Linked DNA regions of Homo sapiens: region 1 is linked to region 2. A link is an interaction called in ENCODE POLR2A ChIA-PET data of the cell type or tissue named here. Cell type or tissue: MCF 10A. All regions are shown on one strand. Each heading gives the region's core, and the rest is flanking DNA. Links, peaks and the distances in the headings are about the cores only. Region 1 overlaps GAPVD1 (GTPase activating protein and VPS9 domains 1). Region 2 overlaps RABEPK (Rab9 effector protein with kelch motifs).

Region 1 (9,392 bases), core at 4,131-6,630, 130 kb after region 2:
TACACAGAAATATTTATTAAAATGTAATACAGTTTATTGAACTTTCTAGGTATGGAGTTTGATGGACAGGGCTGCCTTTAATGAGTGTGAAGGTCACTAAGTCACTTAGACATCTCACCGTGGAAGTTTGTGAGCCTGCATTAGGAGATAGACTGATTACCATACATGACATAAAAAGGAACAGTGGATAGCTCATACTTTATGGTGGTTCTTCTCCTCCGAAATAATATACTGCAGAAATCCCAGACAGAGCTCCTTACAAACCTTTAATTGTAATATATTTTTGATGATTATTCACATTGAATGCACAGACCAAGAATTCAGTGAATGTCATTTTTTAAAAAACTAATTTGTATTGTCTGCTCTAGTGATACAAGTTTTACTAGTGATAAACTATTTTAATCAACCATACTATTCTTATGGAAAAAAATATCTATTTTGGCAGGTTTCTGTGCCTTTATTTCCCTCTTCTGAAAAAAAGTCTGTGTTTTCATAGTTTGGTTTGCATTGTATATCAATAATTAATCAGGAATGGGTTTTGGTGCCTGAAAAATTGGCCATGGAGGCACACCAAAGCTTCAAGCACAAGTCTTGTACATGGGCCATCACTGTCTGGTTTCACTTCGTGTGTTTCCTAAACACATTTAGCTGCTTTTTTAACAAACTCAGCCCCATACTTGAGTCCCTTGTTGTTGGGAGCATTTCCAGGCATCTTTTAAGGGAACTGTGACAAACAGCCTCGGGCAGATGAACACGGAGGCTCTCTGTTGTCTGTCTCTGAGATCTTTGTGTCTGGGAATGCCTAAAGATTTTATTTTTTTTTCTTTGTTTTTATTTTATTTTATTTTATTTTTTTGAGACAGAGTCTCACCCTGTTGCCCAGGCTGGAGTGCAATGGTGCGATCTTGGCTCACTGCAACCTCCACCTCCCAGTTCAAGTGATTCCCCTGCCTCAGCCTCGCGAGTAGCTAGGACTACAGGCGCATGTCACCAAGCCCGGCTAATTTTTGTATTTTTAGTAGAAACGGGGTTTCACCATGTTGGCCAGGATGATCCTCAATCTCCTGACCTCGTGATCCACCCGCCTTGGCCTCCCAAAGTGCGGGATTACAAGCGTGAACCACCCTGCCCAGCCAGAAACTAGATTTTCTTTATGCCTCCACCCCTTCTTATTCATTTACTTTACAATACCAAAATAACAAATTGCATAGGAGTGTGGGATGTGGTTTCTGCCTTCTAGAGAGAGATCAGAATTAAACTAGTACTATGAAATGTCCTTTTGAATGTTAGGTCAAGAAATCCATGTACAGAGTCGTGCACTTCATTGGCTGTAACTGTCAAACTTGCCTTGTATTAGAAGTTAAATCCCATCGTAAATACATCACGAGGCCAGCTGTGTGATTTCTGAGACCTAGATGAGAGTCCATTTACTTCAGCCTTTGATTCAGTAAATGTTAAGCAGCAGAAGACTTCGAATGGTTGAAATTCATTGTTACAGGATTTAACTCATAAACCAATGAGAGATTTTTTTTTTCTCTGCAATGGTTGCTAAGTCTATTCCATGTTAACACTGTGGAAATAAATATGAAGATGTGGACATTGCATCGGGGCTCTTTTCTGTGGAAGAGAAGGTGGTGGGATTGGGGTGAAGGGCTACACTGGAGGCAGGAGATAGGGCTGTGCTGTGTTGGAGCCGGGGCTGAGGGTAGACCCCCCAGAGATTTGACATCTGTGACACCTGTGAAATGGGTTCGGGTGCTCATGACTCCATAGCTGGCGGAGGAGCACAGCACAGCTGTTGCAGGGGCAGCTAAGGTTTCCTCTGAAAATCTGTCAGGAGCAAGGACTACTTTGGCATTAACCATCACTGTTTGATTTCTTGACAGGTATGTGAGATGGGGAGTGATTTGATTTTTTTTTTTTTTTTTAATAGAAAAGAGGAATAGTTGTTCCCCAAATGTTTCTTCCTCCACTGCCTTCCAGTACTTTCTTTACATGAAAGATTAGTGTAAAAGTACAAAATCAGCCCAGGAAACATTCAGCAGCCACTAGTTACTACATAGAATTTATAAAGTGGATGTTAAATGGAGAGAGAGTTGGCTCAGGTCCCCTGAAATCTTGTAGGATTAACTTCTCTGAGGAAAAGAAAAATCAGGTTTGCATTTTGTATTAATATTCTGCTTTTAGAAGTAATAGAAATACAAGTTGAAGATTGTCTTTACTTACAAAATTATATTTTAATTTTTTTTGAGACATAGTCTTGCTCTGTCACCCAGTCTGGAGTGCAGTGCTGTGATCTCGGCTCACTGTAACCACCATCTCCCAGTCTCTAGTGATTCTCATGGCTCAGCCTCCCTGGTTGCTCAGATTACAAGTGTATGCCACCACACCCAGCTAATTTTTGTATTTTTTGTAGAGACAGGGTTTCGCCATGTTGGCCAGGCTGGTCTCGAACTCCTGGCCTCAAGTGATCCGCCTACCTCGGCTTCCCAAAGTGCTGGGATTATAGGCGTGAGCCACCGTGCCCAACCACAAAATTATATGTATATATATTTAAACGTGTCAAACATTTTGCTTTCTTTCTCCATTTTAGGTAAAATCTCAGCCACAGTAATTGCTTTCTTCTGCTTTTTCTTTATAAAAACCTGCTTATGAAGGCCTTCTGATACAGATAGTTAAATCGCTGTAGTAGGAGGCTCAGGTTTTCTAAGGGATTGCAAATGTGCTGCATGGTTTTTCTATTCCTATGTCCTGGAAGCCTTTGTTTAAAGTGGGCTTTACAAATGTGTCCCTGAGGTGCGTGAGCAAGAGAACAATCTCAGCCCCAATACGGGGGCTGTGTTCTTGCCGTAAGAATCTGTAGCTGACTGGTGTGCTGAACCCGGGCACTCTTTTTCCTATTGTTTGCCATGGAAATTTCCACTTTGGACCGAGTAAGGTCAACTAGGTGTTTTAAAATTGTTTTTCTCCTATGTGATTGGGTGTGAAGAGGGAAAGTAGGAATACACTCAGAATTATTACTGGATTGCATAAAAGTGATAGAAGTGTAGTGGGGTTCACTTCCTCAATTGGTGCTTCCTAGATTTTTCTCTCCCATCTCTTCCTGCTTTGTTTCTTTAAAGAAAAGGCTGTTGTCTCTCTTTTTAAATATTTAAGTCTAGTGAGTTTATTTTGTACGCAATTGCTTTAATTTTAAGGGAAGTAAATCTGAAACTATCTTGAAGCCCAAAGGATTTTTAGTAAGTGGATTAACAGTGATGAGGTATTTGCGATTACTTTAAATGCCAAAATGCTTGAGAACTTTGCCAGGTTAAAAATTACTTAATATATTTTAGAATGTAGGTTAGAAAGTAGTAGGACAAGGAATAGCTTTATTACTCTTGAGAACACTTGGATAAATGAAAATATAGTTTGCTTCCGTGTTAAGTTGTGGTTGAGCTATGGAGTGACCCTGGAGCTGCCGCATCCCACAGGCCTGAGCTCAGCAAGGGTTCAATTCAAGAGAGATGACGTCTCCACTTGGATAATGGCAGACAGTGTGGGTAGCGGCCATGCACTAGGGGAATTCACCTCTGTCAAATTAATACTCTCCTGTCTACTGGATTCTTCTTGTGCTTCACCTGGATTAAAAAGCTGTACTGCCTCTTTTGAAACAGATAAAACCTTTCTATAAGTCTCAATTAATGAGCTTGCACAATCTTGTATATGTACAGGAAACCCCTCCTGTCTCCTAATGTGATTAGTACTGTAAAATATTCTATAAAACTGATTAAAAGGGGAGAGCAGTTTGATTCACAGGGTTTTATGTTTCTGTCATCTATTTTATATTCAGAAGCATTTCTGAAAACGTATTTGACTTCCGAATGTTCTGATGTTCTCCGTGAATTCACACACATCTTTTTTATCTGAACAATAAGGGTGTTTGCTAAGTATGGCACAAGAAGGAACTAGAATGACCTGGCAGTAACTAACACAATGGTGAACATCTAAGGGTTTTTTTTTTTTTTTTTTTGAGACAGGGCCTGGCTCTGTCGCCCAGGCTGGAGTGCAGAGGCAGGATCTAGGGTCACTGCAAACTCTGCCTCCTGTTCTCAAAGATCCTCCAGCCTCAGCCTTCCCAGTAGCTGGGACAACAGGCATACGCTACCACACCTGACTAATATTTGTATTGTTTGTAGAGGCAGGGTTTTGCCATGTTGCCCAGTCTCCTGAGCTCAAGCGATCTGCCCGCCTCAACCTCCCAAAGTGCTGGGATTACAGGCGTGAGCCACTGCACCCAGACCTTCATCTATGGATTTAACAGTTTCTGCCTAATGCCTATATTTGGTAGCTATTTATCATTTTTCATTTTGAAAGCAAAAGTGTTGCCATCTAATCACAATATTCATTTAGGCCTTTATTAATCTTTCCAGCCAAGGGAAGTTACTTTTGACAAGGAGTACTAACTCATTCTTCAGGCTTCCCTTGCTGGTGAGAAGGCGCTTTTCTTATATTGATTGCACTTCATTTAGAAGGAAATAGTTAAAAACTTGCTTACGGCCCATTTCCATTTGCTCTGTTCAGTATTTTTTTTTTTTTTTTTGAGGCAGAGTTTTGCTCTTGTTACCCAGGCTGGAGTGCAATGGCTCGATTTTGGCTCACTGCAACCTTCGCTTCCCAGGTTCAAGCAGTTCTGCCTCAGCCTCCTGAGTAGCTGGAATACAGGCATGCGCCACCACGCCCAGCTGATTTTGTATTTTTAGTAGAGACGGGGTTTCGCCATATTGGTCAGGCTGGTCTCGAACCCCTGACCTCAGGTGATCCACCTGCCTCGGCCTCCCAAAGTGCTGAGATTACAGGTGTAAGCCACCGCACCCGGCCCACTCTTCAATATTAAAACGAGTGGTATGACGCCTAGAACCAAAAATAGCATTCAGCTTTTCTTGCCAACTTGGAATTTACCTGTGTCGCTTGGACTGCTGTTACGCTTGTACCCACTCAACCCTTTCCGCAAGTACAGGGCTCCGTAGCTTTTCCTCACAGGATGCTGAGCTACTGACACTAGCTTCACGAGCCTGCCTGCCATACTGCTGCAAAATGGGTGGTGATCCTGTAGAGAGAAACCAGGGCTGAAGCTCCTCTTGGCCATAAATGTGTCCTCCACCTAAGGATTGAAGTATTCAGCGAAGAGCTTTTGCTTCACTTATTTCATTCCAGAAGAATCCTTTCCATCCACTTAGGGTAGTAAAATATAGCCCATAGATTTAAAAAAAAAAAAAAAAAAAAAAAAGACCCATGCCCAGAGAAAGTGTTTTAGCTCATGCCTGTAATCCCAGCACTTTGGGAAACGAAGGCGGGAGGATCACTTGAGCTCAGGAATTTGAGGCCAGCCTGGGAAACAATGAGACCTGGTCTGTACAAAAAAAAAAAAAAAAAAAATTTAAATAAGCCAGGCATGGTGGCACATCCCTGTAGTCCCAGCTACTTGGGAGGCTGAGGTGGGAGGATGGCTTGAGCCCAGGAGTTCCAGGCTGCAGATTGGGCCACTGCATTCCAGTCTGGGTTACAGGGCGAGATCTTGTCTCTAAAAAAAGAAAAAATATATATGACCAAAGAACCATATAGGCTATTGTGGAGATCCAGAACACCGTCCACATTTTATGCTAAAGCGGAAACAGCTCTCAGTTCCAAGTCCTTGGACCTGTTGTAAACAATGAATGTGAAAACCATGGTAATCTTATTTCTGTTAGCTGTTTAGGAATTCAGCGTATTGCTGGTCGAAATATATGCTGTGACCCACCCTGACCAACTAGATCATCTTTGGGGATGGGGCCCAGGATTTGGTGCTCTAGGGAGTTATACTATATAAACTGTTTCCCAAACTTCCCTGTTGAGAATCACCTGGTATTCTTGTTGGTATATAAGAGTCCATAGGGGAGGGAACCAGGAATCTTTGAACAAGTCCTCCCAGTGACTTTTATTTTCCAGAGAGTTTTTGTTTTTGAGACAGGGTGTCACCCTGTCACCCAGGCTGGAGTGCAGTGGCATGATCCTAGCTCACTGTGGTCTCAAACTCCTGGGCTCAAGTGATCTTCCTGCCTCAGCCTCCTGAGTAGCTGGGACCACAGGTGCATGCCACAACACCTGGCTAATTTCAAAAAAGTTTTTCAGAGATGGGGTCTTGCTTGCTATGTTGCCCTCTCTGGTCTTGAACTCCCAGGCTCAAGCGATCCTCCTGTCTCAGCTTCCCAAAGTACTGGGATTACAGGTGTGAACTGCCATGCCCAGCCTCTCCAAGAGAGTTTGAGAAGCACCAGGAGAGCTTGCACTTGATGAAGAATGAACCAGTGGCCCGCCTACCCTCATCGCCCACCTGGGGAGGTTCATAAAACCACAGACTCATGATCCCACCCCATACCCATTGAATCAATTTCTGGGGAAGATGCCAGGAATCTGCATTTCTAGCAAGCTCCCCATCTCACTGAAACTCATGAAAATGTATGATCCACTGTGAAAGTGGTTAACTCCTAAACACTTGGCTTCATAGCTCACAAGGGTAATAAGCATGAATGGGGAAGCCCCTTTAAAAGAATGAGAATTGTTAGCCTACAGCCAATCCAATGATTCCTTTAAGGATAGCTCTTTTTATATGCTTAGAATGAAGCATTTTCTTTACTCATAACTGCCTGTTATGTAACGCTGTTTCCTTAGCCTCAAATTGCTAAACATTTCCAGAGAATCATGGTGTTCAATGACATACCCAAATTTATGTATGAAAAATTCTTAGAGTCTAATCTTTCTGTGTTTAAGCTTTTAAAATGTTTTTTTGTTTGTTTGTTTGTTTTGTTTTTGGGTTTTTTGTTTGAGATGGAGTCTCACTCTGTCACCCAGGCTGGAGTGCAGTGGTGCGATTTCGGCTCACTGCACGCTCTGCCTCCTGGGTTCAAGTGATTCTCCCACCTCAGCCTCCCGAGTAGCTGGGATTACAGGCATGTGCTACCATGCCTGGCTAATTTTTGTATTTTTAGTAGAGACTGGGGTTTCACCATGTTGGCCAAGCTGGTCTCAAACTCCTGACCTCAAGTCATCTCCTGCCTTGGCCTCCCAAAGTGCTGGGATTACAGGCGTGAGCCACCGCGCCCAGCCAGTTGTTTCATTTTGATTGTTTTGTGACCATTCATAACTGGTGTCCCATGTAAAATAACTGCATTGGTTCCCACAGCCCTTGACCTCTGACTTCACTTTTGTTTCCCCAGTGCTGCCTCTGCTGAAAGTAAAAGAATTTCTCCTCTTCTACTTCTCCTCCCACATTTGATGTGTGGACTTCCATGCCTGGGTTCCCTCCCCTAGGTCCCTTTACATTTTGATCACTGGCGACCCTATTTTCCTTTTCGTGTGGCTGTGGCGGTGACAGCAGAGGCTGCATCTGCTGCTGCTGCTTTGGGGCAGCATGCTGTGAGGAGAAGAGTGCAATGGAAGGGGACAGATGACAGGAAGTGCTCAGGGCCATCCGATTGTCGCAGCGTCCTCAGGGATGCCCCTGCCACAAGCCCCTCCACAGCTAAGTGGGCCATACCAATGAGCCTGAACTAGTCCTTTCCCTCCCTGGGCCACTCCCGCCATTACTGAAAAGCCACAGGTTCCCAGCGGTGTTTGGTTATGTTGCTAGGCTCAGGAACTGGAAGATGGATCTAATCTGAGCTCTGTCTCTAACCAGACCTAAGGCAAGTGGCAACTCCTTTGAAGGCGTTTCCTGATTTGGGCTTTATTACCTCACGGATCCCCTGCAGTTTTACCATCTACATAAAATCTTGAACTATTTCTCCTGTACTGGCCTTTAATGGAGGGGGTGGTTAAAGTGCAGGGACACAGTGGAGGCTGCCAGGAGCACGGGGGTGTCCGGAACCCTTGATCAGGAAGGCTGCCCACTGAGCTGACTCAAGAGGGGACTTGATAGTCTTGCCACTGAACACAAGTTCAGGCCCCAAGCTGCTTTTTGTTTTTTGAGACGGAGTTTCGCTCTGTTGCCCAGGCTGGAGTGCTATGGCGCGATTTTGGCTCACTGCAACCTCCACTTCCCAGGTTCAAGCAATTCTCCTGCCTCAGACTCCCAAGTAGCTGGGATTACAGGCACATGCCACCATGCCCGTCTAATTTTTGTATTTTTAGTAGAGATGGGGGTTTCACCATGTTGGCCAGGCTGGTCTCGAACTCCTGACCTCAGGTGATCTGCCCGCCTTGGCCTCCCAAAGTGCTAGGATTACAGGCATGAGCCATTGTGCCTGGCCCAAGCTTCTTTTTAACCTGGTATATTGTGGGTGAGGAGACAGGCCAGGGAATCCTGGAAAGGTGCCTCCTCTGACACCGGTCAGCAGGGCAGTTGCCAGGGAGGGCCTGCGCTGGACTTGCCAGGAGCACAAGGACCACCTGTGCACAGGGCAGACACTCAGAGCCCTTTTTGGTGGTTGTTACTATTTATCTTTTTTTTTTTTTTTTTTAGACAGGGTCTTGCTCTATCACCCAGGCTGGAGTGCAGTGGTAAGATCATGGCTCACTGCAGCCTCGACCTCCCAGGCTCAAGTGATCCTCCCACCCCAGCCTCCTGAGTAGCTGGGACTACAGGTGCATGCCGCCACGCCTGGCTAATTTTTTTGTATTTTTTATAGGTGGGGTCTCGCTATATTGCCTAAGCTGGTCTTCAACTCCTGGGCTTAAGCTATCCTCCTGCCTCAGCCTCCAAAAGTGCTGAGATTACCGGTGTGAGCTACCGCGCCTGGACATTATTAATCTTTTATTGTTATAATAGCTTAATGGGAGAAGAAAAGATTGTGGTCTATGCATGTATGAAAATTAAGAAGATCATGTTGTAGATTGATTTGCAGGATTTTTTAAAGGCGCCCTGCCTTTTTTCCTCAGCGGGGTTCTTGAGCATCCATCGGTGATCGGTGGTCGCTTCTCGCAAATCTTCTGTTTCATTTATTTTGGTTGCTAAGTAGGGAGATCCACCTTTATCTGGGTGATTCAAAATCACGATTCTCCTGTGAGCTGCTCTAATCTTAGCCTTGCCAGCAGGTGAACTTACACCTAAAATAACACTAGCTTTTCTCCTACTCATTTTCTGTTCAAATCCTCCTTTGTAATAGGATGACAGGCTAGGAGTTCAAAGGTTCTCTACTGCTTCTGTGATCCTTGTTCTAGAGGTTTCCAGGACTGCGACGCACAGCGACCTGCAAAGGCAAGAGCAGCAGCACCCAGCCCTGCAGCTGTCACAGTTCTTGCCAGTCCCTGCTGGTTGGTATCTGCGTCTGACTGAGGCATTTGGCCAAGGGCGGCAAGTACTCAGTGGGGTGCAGCCCCTTGATGGCAGGGGTGATGCCACCATGGACAGCCAAGAGAACCCATTTTTTTATTTT
Region 2 (9,392 bases), core at 6,357-8,856:
AGCACTTTGGGATGCCGAGGTGGGCAGATTGCCTGAGCTCAGGAGTTTGAGACCAGTCTGGGCAACATGGTGAAACCCCGTCTCTATGAAAATACAAAATATTAGATGGGGCCGGGCACGGTGGCTCACGTCTGTAATCCCAGCACTTTGGGAGGCCAAGGTGGGCGAATCACGAGGTCAAGAGATCAAGACCAGTCTGGCCAACATGGTGATACCGCGTCTCAATTAAAAATAGAAAAATTAGCTGGGGGTGGTGGCATGTGGCTGTAGTCCCAGCTACTCGGGAGGCTGAGGCAGGAGAATTGCTTGAACCGGGGAGGCGGAGGTTACAGTAAGCCGAGATTGTGCCACTGCACTCCAGCCTGGGCGACAGAGCGAGACTCTGTCTGCAAAAAATAATAATAATAAATAGAAGCCAGGCGTGGTGACTCACGCCTGTAATCCCAGCACTTTGGGAGGCCAAGGTGGGCAGATCACCTAAAGTCAGGAGTTCGAGACCAGCCTGACCAACATGGAGAAACCCTGTCTCTACTAAAAATACAAAAATTAGCTGCATGTGGTGTTGCATGCCTGTAATCCCAGCTACTCTGGAGGCTGAGGCAGGAGAATCGCTTGAACCTGGGAGGCAGAGGTTGCAGTAAGCTGAGATCATGCCATTGCACTCCAGCCTGGGCGACAAGACCGAAACTTTGTCTCAAATAATAATAATAATAATGATAATAATAATACATTAAATAAATGAATAACAAGAAGATGACTCTGAAGGGCTGTCACAGAAACAGACTCATTCATTTTGACTTTGTGGCAGTTTTAGTTTGAAGCTAAAGAGGAGATCGTTTTTATTTCATAGCGAGAAATGGCTTCCGGGTGCTGAGTAGAAGGGGCAGGCATGTTTGGTAGTGGGCTCTCCAGCCCTAGAAGCATGCACGCAGAGCCTCTGTAGGACTTTTTTTTTTCTTTTTTTTAAGACAGAGTCTTGCTCTGTCGCCCAGGCTGGAATGCAATGGCGCAATCTCGGCTCACTTCAACCTCCACCTCTCGGGTTCAAGCAATTCTCCTGCCTCAGCCTCCCAAGTAGCTGGGATTACTAGGCACCTGCCACCACACCTGGCTAATTTTTTTTTTTTTGTATTTTTAGTAGAGACAGTGTTTCACCATGTTGGCCAGGCTGGCCTCGAACTCCTGACCTCAGGTGATCCACCTGTCTCGGCCTCCCAAAGTGCTGGGATTACAACTGTGAGCCACCGCAGCAGCCTATAGGATGTAAAAGGAGGGATGCCTGGATTGGCTGGGGGAGTTGGAGTGAATGACCCCAGGGTTGCTTCCTGCATGGGACAGCTCCGCTTGCTAGGAGGTGCTACAGAGGCTTGGGCCTGTTTCTCGTGTTCTTTTTTAATAGTTTTGCCATTTGATGTTATTGAATTTACTTTTCTAGACACTCTGACCTGGTCACAGCCAGAGACACTTGGAAATCCTCCATCTCCCCGGCATGGTCATGTGATGGTGGCAGCAGGGACAAAGCTCTTCATCCACGGAGGCTTGGCGGGGGACAGATTCTATGATGACCTCCACTGCATTGATATAAGTAAGCAGGGCATGGGGGCTTGTCTGTTTAAAATTGTTATTTTTATTTATTTATTTATTTTTAGACAGGATCTCTGTCTGTCACTCAGGCTGGAGTGCGGTGGCATGATCTCAGTAGCCTCAGCCTCCAGGACTCAAGTAATCCTCCTACCTCATCCTCCGCAGTAGCTGGAGCTACAGGTGTGTGCCACCATGCTTGGCTAATATAAAATTTTATTTTGGTAGAGATGGGGTCTCACCATGTTGCCCAGGCTGATCTCAAACTTCTGTGCTCAAGTGATTTTTTAGTGTGCTTTGAAAGAATATGGCCTTGCTTGGCCAGGTGCAATGGCTCATGCCTGTAATCTTAGCACCTTGGGAGGCTGAGGCAGGCATATCACCTGAGATCAGGAGTTTGAGACCAGCCTGGCCAACATGGTGAAACCCCGTGTCTACTAAAAATACAAAAATTAGCCTATTGTCATGGCACATGTGCCTGTAATCCCAGCTACGTTGGTGCCTGAGTCAGGAGAATCGCTTGAACCCAGGAGGTGGAGGTTGTGGTGAGCTAAGATTACGCCACTGCACTCCAGCCTGGGCCACAGAGCAAGACTCCATCTCCAAAAAAAAGAAAAAAAAAAAAAAGCCGGGCTTGGTGACTCACACCTGTAATCCCAGCACTTTGGGAGGCTGAGGCTGGGGGATCATGAGGTAAGGAGGTCGAGACCAGCCTGGCCAACATAGTGAAACCCCATCTCTACTAAAAATAAAAAAAATTAGCCAAGTGTGGTGGCACTCGCCTCTAGTCCTAGCTACTTGGGAGGCTGAGGCAGGAGAATTGCTTGAACCCGGGAGGCAGAGGTTGCAGTGAGCCGAGACCACACCATTGCACTCCAGCCTGGGTGACAGAGTGAGACTCCATCTCAGAAAAAAGAGCTGGGCACAGTGGCTCATGCCTGTAATCCCAGCACTTTGGGAGGCCAAGGCAGGTGGATCATCTGAGGTCAGGAGTTCGAGACCAGCCTGGCCAACATGGTGAAACCCCATCTCTACTAAAAATATAAAAATTAGCCAGGCGTGGTGGTGCATGCCTGTAATCCCAGCTACTCGGGAGGCTGAGGCAGGAGAATTGCTTGAGCCCAGGAGGCAGAGGTTGCAGTGATCCAAGATCATGCCACTGCACTTCATCCTGGGCGACACAGCAAGACTCCGTCTCCAAAAAAAAAAGAAAAAAAGAAAAAAAAAATCAGCCAGGCTTGGTGACAGGCACCTGTAGTCCTGGCTACGTGGGAGGCTGAGGCAGGAGAATCGCTGGAACCTGGGAGGTGGAGGTTGCCGTGAGCTGATTGCACCCCTGCACTCCAGCCTAGACGACAGAGTGAGACTCCGTCTCAAAGAAAAGAAAAAAGAAAAAGAAAATATAGCCTTGCTCTTATGTGTAGGTAACTTGACCAGCTGGCAGAATCTTCATCAGATTCTGTTACCTCTGGACAGAATACTAATAATAAAAAATCATAGCACTAAATAATCTCCTGAGTGCTTACTATGGACCCAGCCATTTATTGTCTCTTAACCTTCCAACAGTGCTCTCCTTTCATTACAACCCATTATGCTTTGTGTTGGCCTACTGGATTTCTTTCTGGTGTTAGCCATTAACCCATGAAGGATCTGGATAATGTGGATGTAGATGACTAGAGTTTCATGCTTTTCATGTTAAATGGTTGAAAACAGTGGGAAGAGGAAGGTTAGAGAGAACATGAGAAATATCCTTTAAGTATCTGAAGGGCTGATATGCTGTGGAGAGACCCTGGACTCATTCTGGGCAATTCCTTCAAGCTGTGAGGTCCATTATGGTAGGGAACTTGTCTATTTTGTTCTCCAGTACATTTCTAGCACTTAGCACAGTGTCTGGCAGATAGTGGGTGACAGGTACTTTCTTTTTTTTGAGATAGTGTCTCACTTGGTTGCCCAGGCTGGAATGCACTGATGCGATCTTAGCTCATGGCAGCCTCTGCCTCTCAGGTCAAGTGATTCTCCTGCCTCAGCCTCCCGGGTAGCTGGGACAACAGGCACGTGCTACAACACCCAGATAATTTTTTTATTTTCTGTAGAGATGAGGTTTCACCATGTTGCCCAGGCTGGTCTCCAACTCCAGGACTCAAGGGATCCACCCGCCTTGGCCTCTCAAAGTGCTGGGATTATAGGCGTGAACCACTGCTCCCGGCTCATACCTGTTATTGAGTGGAGGGATGAAGAAATGAACATGTTCTGCATTGCTCCAGACTACAAGAACTGGAACAATGGGCAGAAGGCATGGGAAGTCCTGTGTAGTGTATCGGGCTGACTTCCCAAGCCCTGAATTATCTGGCTCCATGACAGCTGAGGCCAGGGGACACTGGCTTTGTATTCTTGCATTGGCTAGAATTTTGGCCACACCGGGTGATTCTCCCTTCTTACTCTGAGATGCTGGGCCCCTGCCTTGCATTGACAGATGGAAACTATTTTTTTTTTTTTTTGAGATGGAGTCTCGCTCTGTTGCCCAGGCTGGAGTGCAGTGGTGCAATCTTGGCTCACTGCAAGCTCTGCCTCCCGGGTTCATGCCATTCTCCTGCCTCAGCCTCCTGAGTAGTTGGGACTACAGGTGTCCACCACCACGCCCGGCTAATTTTTTGTATTTTTAGTAGAGACAGGGTTTCACCGTGTTAGCCAGGATGGTCTCAATCTCCTGACCTTGTGATCCGCCCACCTCGGCCTCCCAAAGTGCTGGGATTACAGGTGTGAGCCACTGCGCCCGGCCGACAGATGGAAACTATTTACACAAAACCATTCCTTGCGGGCAGTCAGATGGGGTCTTAATGCTTATTTTTAAAAAGAGCCTTTTTCTGGTGTTAGGAACTACTTGTTGACTATTTTTCCTGCCTACCCAAGTAGTTCTCTAAATCTAAAATCCAGTGATAGCTTGCCTTATTTAAATGCTTGTTTTGGCTGGGAGCAGTGGCTCACCCCTGTAATCCCAGCACTTTGGGAGGCCGAGGTGGACGGATCACCTGAGGTCAGGAGTTTGAGACTAGCCTGGCCAACATGGTGAAACCCTGTCTCTACTAAAAATGCAAAAATTAGCCGGGTGTGGCGGCACGTGCCAGCTACTCTGGAGGCTGAGGCAGGAGCATCGCTTGAATCCGGGAGGTGGAGGTTGCAGTGAGCTGAGATCGCGCCACTGCACTCCAGCCTGGGTAACAGAGTGAGACTCTGTCTCAAAAGAAAAAAAAATGCTTGTTTGAAAAGATGCAAGTTTCCCTGCAAAAATAGGTGGGAAGTAGGCGCTAAGGCAGCACATTATCGTGTAGAGATTTTGGAGACACAGGCTTTGGAGCCACACCTAAGTGCAGTCTTGCTGTGCCACTTACAAGCTATAGGGTCTCGGACAAGTCTCTTTCCTTCTCTATTCTTGTTTGCTCATTTGTAAGAAGAAAGGGGAGGCCAGGCACCAGGCCATGGCTCCCGCCTGTAATCCCAGCACTCTGGGAGGCCGAGGTGGGTGGATCACGAGGTCAGGAGTTCAAGACCAGCCTGGCCAAGATGGTGAAACACCGTCTCTACTAAAAATACAAAAAATTAGCCAGACCCGGTGGCAGGTGCCTGTAATCCCAGCTACTCGGGAGGCTGAGGCAGAGAATTGCTTGAACCTGGGAGTCAAGATCAAGCCACTGCACTCCAGGCTGGGCAACAGAGCGGAAAAAAAAAGAATAAGAAAGGGGATAGGCAGAAGTAATAGAAATTTCATAGGGCTGTTATGAAAATTAAGTGAGCAAAATTTGTTGTTTAGCCAGCACTTACAAAATCGCTAAGGAACTGTATTTTTTTTTTTTTTTTTTTTTTGAGACGGAGCTTCGCTCTTGTTGCCCAGGCTGGAGTGCAATGGTGTGATCTCAGCTCAGCGCAACCTCCGCCTCCCAGGTTCAAGCGATTCTCATGCCTCAGCCTCCTGAGTAGCTGGGATTACAGGCATGCACCACCATGCCTGGCTAATTTTGTATTTTTAGTAGAGACGGGGTTTCTCCATGTTGGTCAGGCTGGTCTCGAACTCCCGACCTCAGGTGATCCGCCCGCCTCGGCCTCCCAAAGTGCTGGGATTACAGGCGTGAGCCACCGTGCCCGGCCCAGGAACTGTATTTAAAGTACACACACACACACACACACACACACACAGAGACAGAGAGAGAGAGAGAGAGAAACTGAGCTAATTCGAGGCAGTTAATAGTGAATGGTTGAAGGTGACTGTTATTATAAAGGTTGTATCACATTTCTGTGTGATCCAAAGACTGCCTACATCAGAATCGCCTGAGATTCTGGGAATCACTGAGCCCCTCCCTGCCTTCCTCCCTGGACTACCCAATCATAATGTCAGAGTTCCCCAAATAATTCTTATGTGCACTAAACCTCTCAGAGCTCTTGGTGAATGACTTTCAGTGATTGGTGTGCAAACTACAGTAGATAGATAAGTTTGAAAGCACATCTTAGCCCATGCTGCGCCAAAGCTCTTTCTTTCTCTTGGCAGGTGACATGAAATGGCAGAAGCTAAATCCCACTGGGGCTGCTCCAGCAGGCTGTGCTGCCCACTCAGCTGTGGCCATGGGAAAACATGTGTACATCTTTGGTGGAATGACTCCTGCAGGAGCACTGGACACAATGTACCAGTATCACACAGGTGAGCAGGTGTCCATGGGGGATCTTTAAACAAATCTAAACATTCTTTGAAACGTGATGCGGTGGCTCACGCCTGTAATCCCAGCACTTTGGGAGGCCGAGGCAGGCAGATCACGAGGTCAGGAGATCGAGACCATCCTGACCAACATGGTGAAACCCCATCTCTACTAAAATACAAAAAATTAGCCAGGCGTGGTGGCGGGCGCCTGTAGTCCCAGCTACTCGGGAGGCTGAGGCAGGGGAATTGCTTGAACCCAGGAGGCAGAGAGGTTGCAGTGAGCTGAGATCACACCACTGCACTCCAGCCTGGTGACAGAGCGAGACTCTGTCTCAAAAAAAAAAAAAAAAGAAAGAAAGAAAAAAGTGATGCAGTGCTTCCAATTTGGTTCCTCTATATCTAAATCCAAAAGAATGAAAACTCTGTAGGGGATGACATCAGGAAAGCAGCAATGCTGCCATAAGGTTTTTTTCCTTTTACTCCTGTTTGTTAGGACTCGGCTGCTACAGTAAATCACTGAGCATTTCTAGAAATTTCATTACTTTTTAAATTTTATTCAGATTTTGGCTTTCACTATCTGGAAATTGTTTTTTTTTTTTTTTTTTTTTTTGTCTGAGATGGAGTCTCACTCTGTCGCCCAGGCTGTAGTGCGGTGACGTGATCTTGGCTCACTGCAAGTTCCACCTCCTGGGTTCACGCCATTCTCCTGCCTCAGCCTCCCGAGTAGCTGGGACTACAGGTGCCCGCCACCATGCCCAGCTAATTTTTTTTTTGTATTTTTGGTAGAGACGGGGTTTCACCGTGTTAGCCAGGATGGTCTCCATCTCCTGACCTCGTGATCCACCCGCTTCGGCCTCCCAAAGTGCTGGGATTACAGGCGTGAGCCACCGTGCCCGGCCTATCTGGAAATTTCTTAACATGAAGCCTTTTCCCTCCCCAACATAGAAGAGCAGCATTGGACCTTGCTTAAATTTGATACTCTTCTACCCCCTGGACGATTGGACCATTCCATGTGTATCATTCCATGGCCAGTGACGTGTGCTTCTGAGAAAGAAGATTCCAACTCTCTCACTCTGAACCATGAAGCTGAGAAAGAGGATTCAGCTGACAAAGTAATGAGCCACAGTGGTGACTCACATGAGGAAAGCCAGACTGCTACACTGCTCTGTTTGGTGTTTGGTGGGATGAATACAGAAGGGGAAATCTATGACGATTGTATTGTGACTGTAGTGGACTAATAAAACCCACATTTTTATTACCTGTCAGTTACTTTCAGAATAGTTAAGTAAAACATTAGCTGTTTTATACCTCCAAAATATCTTCTGCATTATATATCTGTTTTTCTCCTACTTTGGTAGGTGAAGAAACTAATGCAAATAATTCTTATGTGCACTAAACCTTGCTATATTGCCTCTCAGAGCTCTTGGGAATGACTTTCAGTGACTGGTTTGCAAACTGTGGTAGATAGATAAGTTTTGCCCAATGCAAAAACCTCCACTGCATTAACATAAAAGGCTTTGGGCCAGGCTTGGTGGCTCACGCCTGTAATCCCAACACTTTGGGAGGCTGAGGAGGTGGATCACCTGAGGTCGGGAGTTCAAAACCAGCCTTACTACCATGAAGAAACTCCGTCTCTACTAAAAACACAAAATTAGCCGGGTGTGCTGGCCCATGCCTGTAATCCCAGATACTCAGGAGGCTGAGACAGGAGAATCGCTTGAACCCGGGAGGCGGAGGTTGCGGTGAGCTGAGATCACACCATTGCACTCCAGCCTGGGTGACAAGAACGAAACTCTGTCTCAAAAAAAAAAAAAATATATATATATATACATATATACACACATATATATGTATACATATATAGTATATTTATATGTATACATATATATGTATACATATTTATATATACATGTATTTATATATGTATACATAAACACATATATATGTATACATATATATATATATAAAAGGTTTTGCCAACAATACAAACCTAGGTAGGTGTGATTTGTGTATTAAATGCTAATCACAAAGTTGCAATATGGTTAGGGTTAAAAAAGAAGTTGCAGAATTATAATTGGTAAACAACAAACTATAGACATCAGACACATAGTTGAAGTCTATCTTTTTAATATTCAGTAACAGCTCCTCAGAAAGAGTTACAGACTAGGTGGTCCACGGTAGTGAGAGCCTTTGAGGTAAGGGAAGACTAGCCCTAGTTGCTAACTACCATTTAACCCTATTGCCCCAGGGTACACAGCACTGTAGGTCATCTTTAATGGCTGTATTGGGCTTGGCCTGAGACCAGTATTCTGCTCAGGGTCTGCCCAAATGCTTTTCGGGCAGTGCAGCTGAGGCCTAGGTCTAATTAAGAGTTTGGTGTTGGGATCCAGTTCTACTAGCCCTAGAGAATTAACCTTTCAGCCAGTTGCCCATCTATAAAATACCTATCCTTGGGCAGTATTGGATTCTTTTTTTTTTTTTTGAGGTGGAGTCTCACTCTTGTCGCCAGGCTGGAGTGCCGGGCTGGAGTACAGTGGTGTGATCTCGGCTCACTGCAACCTCTGCCTCCCGGGTTCGAGTGATTCTCCTGCCTCAGCCTTCAGCTTGCACTACCACGCCCAGCTAATTTTTGTATTTTCAGTAGAGATGGAGTTTCACCATGTTGGCAAAGATGGTCTCTATCTCTTGACCTTGTGATCCACCCGCCTTGGCCTCCCAAAGTGCTAGGATTACAATATTGGATTTTATGTTAGCACCAGCCTGTCCTTTATTGATCATACCATTTACCTGGACTCTTTTCTTCAGGAACACAATCTAAGTAATCCTAAACCAGTTTTGACACAAACCATTGCCTTTAACAACCCATTCATAGTGAGGGGATTTAGTGTAGTTTCAATGTCACCATCCAAGATCCCACCCCAGTACCACTAATGAGAAATTTCAGGGATGGAGATTCTGACACAGCTAGGGTTCACAATATACCTTTACATCCTAAAGTTACAAATGAAATCCAAGTGTATAAAGTTAATACCAGTGATCACTCACTCCCCATCATTTCTCAGAGAATCCAAGCAGCTATAAAAGCATCATTAGTAATAATTTTAAAAAAAGCCACCAGAAAGGC

Evidence for each region. ChIA-PET counts read pairs that join two places held together with the same protein. Peaks named below come from ENCODE experiments on the same cell type or tissue, not always from the same donor. Only the 100,000 strongest peaks of a DNase experiment are listed, where the experiment ranks them.
Region 1: POLR2A ChIA-PET joins it to region 2 with 5 read pairs; 20 of 35 experiments call an interaction of 5 or more read pairs at or near these places.

The regions. Positions count from the first base shown.
Region 1 is chr9:125,363,408-125,372,799 of GRCh38, forward strand. GAPVD1 (GTPase activating protein and VPS9 domains 1) reads left to right here. Exons shown (of 28, transcript NM_001282680.3): 28 at 1-3,800. Among named protein-coding and RNA genes, the nearest start is that of GAPVD1, 110 kb to the left of the region's middle. RefSeq lists an enhancer at 7,671-8,171. In MCF 10A, for the core only: no CTCF peak of the experiment used is centred there; no DNase peak of the experiment used is centred there.
Region 2 is chr9:125,226,475-125,235,866 of GRCh38, forward strand. It overlaps RABEPK (Rab9 effector protein with kelch motifs), which reads left to right. Exons shown (of 8, transcript NM_005833.4): 6 at 1,436-1,585; 7 at 6,122-6,271; 8 at 7,214-7,687. The coding sequence ends at 7,506. HSPA5 (heat shock protein family A (Hsp70) member 5) reads right to left here. Exons shown (of 8, transcript NM_005347.5): 8 at 8,379-9,392. Among named protein-coding and RNA genes, the nearest start is that of HSPA5, 10 kb to the right of the region's middle. In MCF 10A, for the core only: no CTCF peak of the experiment used is centred there; a DNase peak (open chromatin) is centred at 7,377.